2 separate regions of the Homo sapiens genome follow, and region 1 is linked to region 2. Evidence: read pairs that join two places in POLR2A ChIA-PET (ENCODE). Cell type or tissue: endothelial cell of umbilical vein. All regions are shown on one strand. Each heading gives the region's core, and the rest is flanking DNA. Links, peaks and the distances in the headings are about the cores only. Region 1 has its middle 27 kb from the start of ZFAND6. Region 2 overlaps ZFAND6 (zinc finger AN1-type containing 6).

The links. Peaks named below come from ENCODE experiments on the same cell type or tissue, not always from the same donor. Only the 100,000 strongest peaks of a DNase experiment are listed, where the experiment ranks them.
Region 1: POLR2A ChIA-PET joins it to region 2 with 5 read pairs; 2 of 35 experiments call an interaction of 5 or more read pairs at or near these places.

Annotation. Positions count from the first base shown.
Region 1 is chr15:80,030,245-80,034,640 of GRCh38, forward strand. No RefSeq gene overlaps it. Among named protein-coding and RNA genes, the nearest start is that of ZFAND6, 27 kb to the right of the region's middle. RefSeq lists enhancers at 1,761-2,506, 2,507-3,250, 3,251-3,994. In endothelial cell of umbilical vein, for the core only: no CTCF peak of the experiment used is centred there; DNase peaks (open chromatin) are centred at 2,547, 3,227 and 3,417; H3K27ac peaks cover 1,445 bases.
Region 2 is chr15:80,130,920-80,135,315 of GRCh38, forward strand. ZFAND6 (zinc finger AN1-type containing 6) reads left to right here. Exons shown (of 7, transcript NM_019006.4): 6 at 261-374. Among named protein-coding and RNA genes, the nearest start is that of FAH, 20 kb to the right of the region's middle. In endothelial cell of umbilical vein, for the core only: no CTCF peak of the experiment used is centred there; no DNase peak of the experiment used is centred there.

The DNA of each region.
Region 1 (4,396 bases), core at 141-4,140, 100 kb before region 2:
TGGTGGGAGGTAGGCTCTGCCTTATAAAGTTTGCAAGAGGGTTTAAATGCTAGATGGCCCTTTTGGGCTAAGATGATATGGTGGAGCCACAAGAGGGAAGGAGTCTGGTCCCCTAAACCACCATGTCACCTTGTTGCCATGCTGATCTGAAATACCTGCATCGGATTGTCATGTGGAGCAAAACAAAAATAAAATAAAATAAACCCAAAACATCTATAGTGTTAAGCCACTGAAATTGTAGAATTTATTTCTTATGGCAGATAGCAGTATTATCTTAACTACCATAGTGGCCCAAAATCATTTTAAATTTCCACTTGATTGCCTCAGCAGATTCTTAAATTCAGGAGTCATCCTCTTTATCCTACACCTCCAGATTTGCTCTCCTTTGTTTCCAGCCTCCCTAGCCCTCAGTCAGAAGCTTGGCTGTCACCTTGCACTCCTCCCTCTGCTTCACCCCTGACATTCAATCAGAGACCAAATTCTGCAGATTCCTGCTGTCAATTCCCTCCTCAGCTTTTCCACTTTTACTGTCTTGGCCCATTCACCAATTCTCATCTCTTTTCTGCTCTGACTACTGGATCAGTCTCTGAATGTGTCCTTGCCTTTACTCTGCCTCAGCTCCAGTTCATTCATCCATTCATCCATCCATCCATCCATCCATCCATCCATCCAACCAACCATCCATCCAACCAACCATCCATCCATTCAACCATCCAAGCATTCATCCATCTAAACATCCAATCATCCATCCCATCCATCCAACCTTCCAATCATCTATCCATCAACCTATGCAATCATCTATCCATCAACCTATGCAATCATCTATCCATCCATCCCATCCATCCAACCATCATCTATCCATCCACTTAATTTATATGTATTAAATACATTACCAGGGGTTAGACAGTATAAATGTTATAATAAATGAGTCCTTGACAGAGGACCAAGTGTTGGGGAGACCAACGCTAATGAAATAGTCTCACTAATAAATATGTAATTACAGGTGCTATGAAAGAAAATTACAGGTTGCTGTGAGAACATCATAATGGGGCTCTGAACTGGTTAAGAGGTCAGGGACATCCTCCTTGAGGAGGTGACTTTTGAGCTGAGGTCTAAAGGCTAGAGGAGGTAAATTGGTCAAGGAGATGGGGACTATGATCTTTCAAGCAGAGGGAACAGTGAGTGTGAAGACTCTGAGGCAGGGAGGAGCTGGACACATTTGGGAAGCCAAAAGTCCAATGTGGTAGAAGAACCAGTCTTTTTTATCATGGTATTCCCAGGACCTAGCAGGGTGTCTGACACATAATAGGTGTTTCAAGAGCTTGTTGAAGGAGCCCATGAATGAATGAAGAGATGGGTGGTGGAGACAGATGGATAAAGAAATGGAACTGTAATCATGGCACAACGTACCACTGAAAAACAGAGCTGCAGCCTCCTTGCTGGTCTCCTTACTTCAGGTTTGGCCACCTCCAATCCCTACTCCACCCTATGGCCCCAGGAGCTTAGGCCATTATAGCACTTATCACACTGGATATAATTGACTGGTTATTGTCTCCCTCCTCCTCCATAATGAGCTCCACAGAAACTTGTTTACCAATAGAGTCCCAGCACCCAACCCACTGCCTGCAAAGAGGAAGCATTGCATATAAAAATTTAATGCGCTGGTAGGCATAGGAGGCAAACACCCAGCATCAAAGTCAATTGGGCAGGAGAGGGTGGAGTTGAGAATGAGTAAAACACAGTCAGCTGCCAGTGTCAGCCAGCACAGGAGGGGCTGAGAGCCAAGTGGAGCACTTACATGCCAGTGGCATTTGACAGTCATATATAGAGACAAGCCTAGAGCCTGCAGAGATGAGCAAGAAAGCAGGTGCAGGAGATGCAAGGAGGAGCTGCAGGGCAGGCCCACGTCAAACAGGGGATGGCATCCTTTTGGCCTTTAAAGAGCTTGGCTTACACCTGTCAGGTCACACAACGCCCTTCAAAAGAAGGCACCCATACCTCCTGACACTTAACTTCTTTTTTTTTTTTTTTCTTTGAGACGGAGTCTCGCTCTGTCACCCAGGCTGGAGTGCAGTGGCACGATCCCGGCTCACTGCAAGCTCCGCCTCCTAGGTTCATGCCATTCTCCTGCCTCAGCCTCCCGAGTAACTAGGACTACAGGCGCCCGCCACCACGCCCGGCTAATTTTTTGTATTTTTTAGTAGAGACGGGGTTTCACCGTGTTAGCCAGGATGGTCTGGCTCTCCTGACCTCATGATCTGCCCGCCTTGGCCTCCCAAAGTGCTGGGATTACAGGCGTGAGCCACCACGCCCAGCCTTAACTGCTTTTCCTACTGCATCTTGGCTGTGTGTGTGTGTGTGTGTGTGTGTGTGTGTGTGTGTGTGTGTGTGTATAATGCATCCCCTAGGAGGACATCCTGTTTCTAGCCTCTGCACCTTCCCAATGCCCAGCCCAGTGCCTGACTCAGTGCCTGAGTAAATGTGCGTTGGAGGAATGAACAGCCAGCAAAAGAGAGAAGACATTGGGCCTGGCAGCAAAGCAGCTGGAAGGGAGGCCCCTAAACAAACAGAGCCTCTGCCAGGAAATCTAACAAACGAGGCCCCATGGACGATTGTGAGTTGTTGTTTGAATGCTTCCTGTTTGCTGGCTTGAAACCAGACTTCCTACAGTGTCTATTCTGGTCCTCTCACTTTGACTTACCGCTTTTCAAAATGATCAGTTTCACCATTCATTCTGCCCTTTTGGCTCCTAGTTTCTGCAACAGACAGATTGAATCTTCATGCATTTATTCATGAAACACTTCTGGAGTCCCTATTATGTGCGATACACTAAGTCACCAGACTCAGGATTCTATGAGAGAACCTGGTGGGAAAGACAGCTACAAATAAAAATTCACAATCTAGAGTGATAAGAGAACGAAACACCAGGGTGACACTGGGGAGCAGACACTCACACCAAAATAATATATGATTGTGTTTTTCCTGAATTCATTTCCTCATATATGAGTGACTAATGAACAAGATTGGAGGTATTTGGGTCAGGAATGCCACTAATTGTTTCCCAAACACCCAGCTGTGTGGTCATTCAGGGCAGCTGGGAACAAACACCAGCCCAACAGTGTTCAAACTTCCAAGGACCAAGCCTGGGGGCTTTGCCACAGCACCAGCAATTACTCATTTGGCATGCGGCCACTCCTCACTCAGCCCCAAGGACCTCAGTCCTGCACTAGAGGGGTTTCCTGGGACAATGCTAAAACCAAACCAGTTCTGGGCAAACTGGGACAGTTGGTCACACTGAAGTCTGTGGGCTTTGCTGAACTTGCAGGTCTGCACACACGCCAGGACAGCTGGTCTGGATCGGGGATAATAGAGGGAGAGGCATTAACTGCTGCGTGGAATCTTAGCCTCAGCACCTGCCTCTCTAATCTGGCACCCTGCCAGCCCCAGCTCCTAAGATGCAGGCCACTCACACTTCCTGCCTGCTGACTCAGCCACACCTCGGCTGCTTAGTTAGTCCTGATGGAGGCAGGACAAGTGGCCTTGAGCCAGTGAGGAGGGTGGAGACCCTGCTGCTCTTCATCACTCTATCCTTAGCAGCTAGCATGGTACTCCATGGAGCAGGGGTTCACTAATGAATGAGTTAAGAGTGGTCTTATGGCCGGGCGCGGCGGCTCACGCCTGTAATCCCAGCACTTTGGGAGGCCGAGGTGGGTAGATCATGAGGTCAGGAGTTCGAGACCAGCCTGGCCAAGATGGTGAAACCCTGTCTCTACTAAAAATACAAAAATTAGCCAGGCATGGTGGCGCACGCCTGTAGTCCCAGCTACTTGGGAGGCTGAGGCAGGAGAATCACTTTAACCCAGGAGGTGGAGGTTGCAGTGAGCCGAGATCGTGCCATTGCACTCCAGCTTGGGCGACAAGAGTGAAACTCTGTCTTAAACAAAACAAAACAAAACAAACAAACAAAAAAAAGAGTGGTCTTAGTCTCTCTCTGTTCAGTGGGGCTTAAAGCCTCTGACTCCTGCCATGTACTCCCCTCTACCCGCCTCCTAAATTCTCTTCTGTTGCAACTGAAATACGGGACACCAAGACCCCAGGGACCAAGCCAGAAAATGCATGCTGCCTGAAACCCAGCCGTTTCTCACTTTCCCACTCCATGGGGACTCTTTTAAGGCTGCGCAGGCCCCTTTGGCCAATATCTGACTGCCGCCTGCCCCCTTCCCCCCTGAAGTGGCCTTGCCTTTTGCCTGCCAGACTTCCCATGTGCTGGAGTTTCCTGGGCAGATCTCCGGCATGTTGGCTGCTCCACCGCCCACAGCCTCGGGTCTGGCAGCTGCCTAGATGGGGATCCTATGTTTTACATACGCCTCCTGGGAAATCTGCATGCTGACTTTTC
Region 2 (4,396 bases), core at 85-4,084:
TACAGTTAAAACCTAAAGAAAGTCTATAAAACCACTGTTAACATATCATTACATATTCTAGATTATTTTCTACATGCATATATACATACATTTAACAAAAAGGGGTCATATTTTTGTAAACAACTTTGTAATTTAATGACTAGTTTTCTGTGCTAATAAATTCCTCAGTATCCTCTGAATAATAGACTAGGGAGGGTGGGATGAGGAATAGCAAAATCTTACAGAATAATTAAATTTTGCCACCTTCGTATTTTTGTTAGCTTCAGTATCAGACACAGCACAGCAGCCATCTGAAGAGCAAAGCAAGTCTCTTGAAAAACCGAAACAAAAAAAGAATCGCTGTTTCATGTGCAGGAAGAAAGTGGGACTTACTGGTAAGGACCTAAATCAAATGTTTAAAATTAAAATGATGTTTTATAATAATGCATAGCTTACTGTTGTTGACTTCAATTAAGATTGTTCCTGTTCCCTTGAGAGTTAATATTGGATATACTTCACCTTCTGAATTTTCTTAAGGAAATAAAAATAGCTTTGATTATACACCTAAAAGTGAAATGAATAGCTTTTTTAAAAAAAGTTTTATTTCAGTTGAATTTAGAAGTATTAGACAAATAAGGTTAGTGTGCCAGATTCTGTGAAAGGTCAAAGATGTGGCTCCTGCTTTTAAGGAGAGAATATTTTGAAGTACTTGGTAAACTGGAAGTACTTTCTATATATAAAATAGGGCTAATCATACGTTGTTGTGTGGGTTCAGTGAGTTAAGACATGTAAGCAGTTAGCCCAGTGCTGCCACACAGTAAGTAATTAATATATGTTGGCTACTGTAACATAGCTATCAGATGCAGATGGTGGTGGGAGGGAGAAAGAAATGTTCAAAAGCATTTAGCAAAGAAAGTACATGAAGTGCAGTCAGATTGCTCTGGGAATTCAGGGATGAGAGTAACTAATTTACATTTTAAAATGGTAGTTCTTAGAGGCCCAGCAAGGAAAGGACCATGAAGGCAGAATGTTTCAGTGTGTCTTGAACAGTGAGTAGGACTTATAACTGATGGAAATAGGGGCATTTCAGGCAGAAAGAATAACTTGAAGAAAATGAATAGGGCATGTGCAGGGACCATGAATAGGGGAATGTCGCTGTGTAGCACATAATACGTGAACAAGACTGTTGTGTACTGCAGTCCAACAGGAATAAAGAAATAAGACTAAAAACTTATACAGTTGACTCTTGAACAACATGGGACTGTAGGGGTCCACTTAGAGTTTTTTCTAATACATTGGAAAATTTTTTGGAGATTTGCAGCAATTGGAAAAAACTCACAGATGAACTGTATAGCCTAGAAATATATTTTTTTAATTAAGAAGAGTTAGGCATGTCTTGAATGTGTAAAACATGTGTAGATACTTGTGTATTTTATCATTTACTACCACAGAATATGCACAAATCTATTATAAAAAATTAAAATTTTATCAAAACTTGCCTATACAATATGCAGATCATACATGAAGCCATTCATAGTCAAGAGAAATGTAAACAAATGTAAAGATGCAGTATTAAGTGAGAGTGGCAAAAAGTTACTGTGGTATATACTATACTTCTCTAATAATTTCATAGCCACCTCCTATTGCTATTGCAGTGAGTTCAGGTGCTGCAAGTATCCACTTAAAATGCCACACATTTTAATCGGCACTGATCACCTCTGTTTCAGCAGTTTGTCTCTGTAGTAAATTGCCTACCACAGTAAAAGGTAATCTCTTGTGGTTCTCATGTATTTTTCATCGTGTTTAATGCAATACTGTAAACTTTGAATAATACCATAAGACTCGTATAAAGTGATGCCACTAGCACTAGTGATACTGGAAGTGCTCCCAAGAAGAAGAGAAAAGTCTGACATTACAAGAAAAAGTTGAATTGCTTGGTATGTACCATAGATTAATGTCTGCAGCTGCTATTCTGCCATTTCAAGAAAAATGAATGATGTCTGCCATTTCAGGATAAATGAATTCAGTGTAAGGACTATTGTTAAAAAAAAAAAAAAGGAAATTTGTGAAGCCATCTCTGCAGCTATGCCAGCAGGCACAACAACTTTGTACTTTTTTATGAAATACCTTTTTATTTTGTATTGACAATGCAGCTTTTATGTGGGTGCAGGATTGCTATAAAAAAAGGCATACTATGATTCAAGAAAAAGTGAAGTCATTATATCACAGCTTTTAGATTCTAAAGCTGGAGACTTTAATGCCAGCAAAGGATGGTGTTTTTTTTTGTTTGTTTGTTTTTTGTTTTTTTTTTTGAAATGGAGTCTTGCTCTGTCATCCAGACTGGAGTACAGTGGCACTATCTCGGCTCACTGTAACCTCCGCCTCCTGGGTTCAAGCAATTCTCCTGCCCCAGCCTCCCAAGTAGTTGTGATTACAGGTGTGTGCCACCATGCCCGGCTAATTTTTGTATTTCTTTAGTAGAGATGGGGTTTCACCACGTTGGCCAGGCTGCTCTCAAACTCCTGACCTCAGGTGATCCACCCACCTCAGCCTCCCAAAGTGCTGGGATTATAGAGTGGAACCGCCACACCTGGCCGGTTTGGTAATTTTAGAAAAAGGTTTGGCTTTGAAAAAGTCAAGATAACAGGAGAAACAGCTTCTGCCAGAAAAGAGGCAGTAGGTTCCCAAACTACATTAAGAAAGTTCCCAAACTATATTAAGTTGTTGGAGAAAGAGTATCTGCCTGAACAAGTTTTTAATGCAGACAAAAGTGCCCTATTCTGGAAGAAAAAGGTCACAAAGATCTAAGGAAGAAAAGTGAATACTAGGACTTAAGGCAGGAGGAGATCGTCTAACTTTACTGTTTTGCGCAAATGCAGTTGGGTTTATGATCAGAACTGCCATTACCTATAAAGCTGCTAACCCGAGTCTTGAAGGGAAAAAGATAAACACCAGCTGCCAGTCTTTTGGTTGTACAACAGGAACGCTTAAACAATATGAACCCTTTTTCGTGATCGGTTACATTAATGCTTTGTCCCTGAAATCAGAAAGTATCTTGCTAGTAAGGGACTGCCTTTTAAAGTTGTTGGGTTTTTTTTTTTTTTTTGAGATGGAGTTTCACTCTTTTCGCCTAGGCTGGAGTGCAGTGGCGCACTCTCCACTCACTGCAACCTCCTCCTCCTGGGTTCTAGCGATTCTCCTGCCTCAGCCTCCCTAGTAGCTGGGATTACAGGCGTACTCCACCATGCCCAACTAATTTCTTTGTATCTTTAGTAGAGACGGGGTTTCGCCCTGTTGGCCAAGCTGGTCCCAAACTCCTGATCGCAGGTGATCCGTCCACCTCAGCCTCCCAAAGTGCTGGGATTACAGGCACGAGCCACAGCTCCTGGCCTAAAGTTGTTTTGATATTGGACAATGCCCCTGGCCACCCAGAACCTCATGAGTTCAGCACTGAAGGCGTCGAAGTGATAAATGCTTGCTCCCAGAGAAGCATCTCTAATTCAGCCTCTAGGTCAGGGGTCGTAAAGACCTTTCAGGCTCATTACACATGGTACTCTTTGGAAAAGATTGTCAGTGCTATGGAAGAGAACCCCAATAGAGGGAACATCATATCATTGAAGATACCATTATTGTTTAGAAAAAGATGTGAAAGCTCTCAAGCCTGAAACAACAAATTTTTGCAGGAGAAAACTCCAGATGTTGTGTGACTTCACAGGATGGAAATCATGATAGAGATTGTGGATATGGCAAGAAAGGTTGGGGGTTAAGGATTTCAAGATAGGGATCTTGGAGATATTCAGGAGCTAATAGACACCAAACCAGAAGAATTAACAGAAGATGACTTGATGGAGATGACTGCTTCCAAACCACTGCCAGACAGTGAGGAAGAAGACATAGAAAAAGAGAAAAAGCGTGCAAGAAAACAGATTGACACTAGACAGTCTGACAGAAGGGGTCTGATTATTCAAGACTGCTTTTCACTTCGTTTGCAACGTGGACCGTTTGGTGATATGAGAACTGAAACTAAAGCAAATGGTGGAAGAAGGATTGGTACCATATGGAAACAATTTAGAGAACAAAAAAGCAGAAAAGTCAGAAATTACATTGTATTTCCATAAAGTTACACCAAGTATGCCTGCCTCTCCAGCCTCCCCTTTTACCTTCTCCACCTCTGCTAACCCTGAGACAGCAAGACCAACCCCTCTTCTACCTATTCAATGTAAAGACAAGGATGAAGACTTTTATGATGATCGACTTTCACTTAATGAATAGTAAATATATTTTCTCTTCCTTGTGATTTTCTGAATAACATTTCCTTTTCTCTAGCTTACTTTATTATAAGAATACATTATATATTAATAATATACAAACATACAACACAAAATATGTGTTAGTCGACTATGTTACCAGTAAAGCT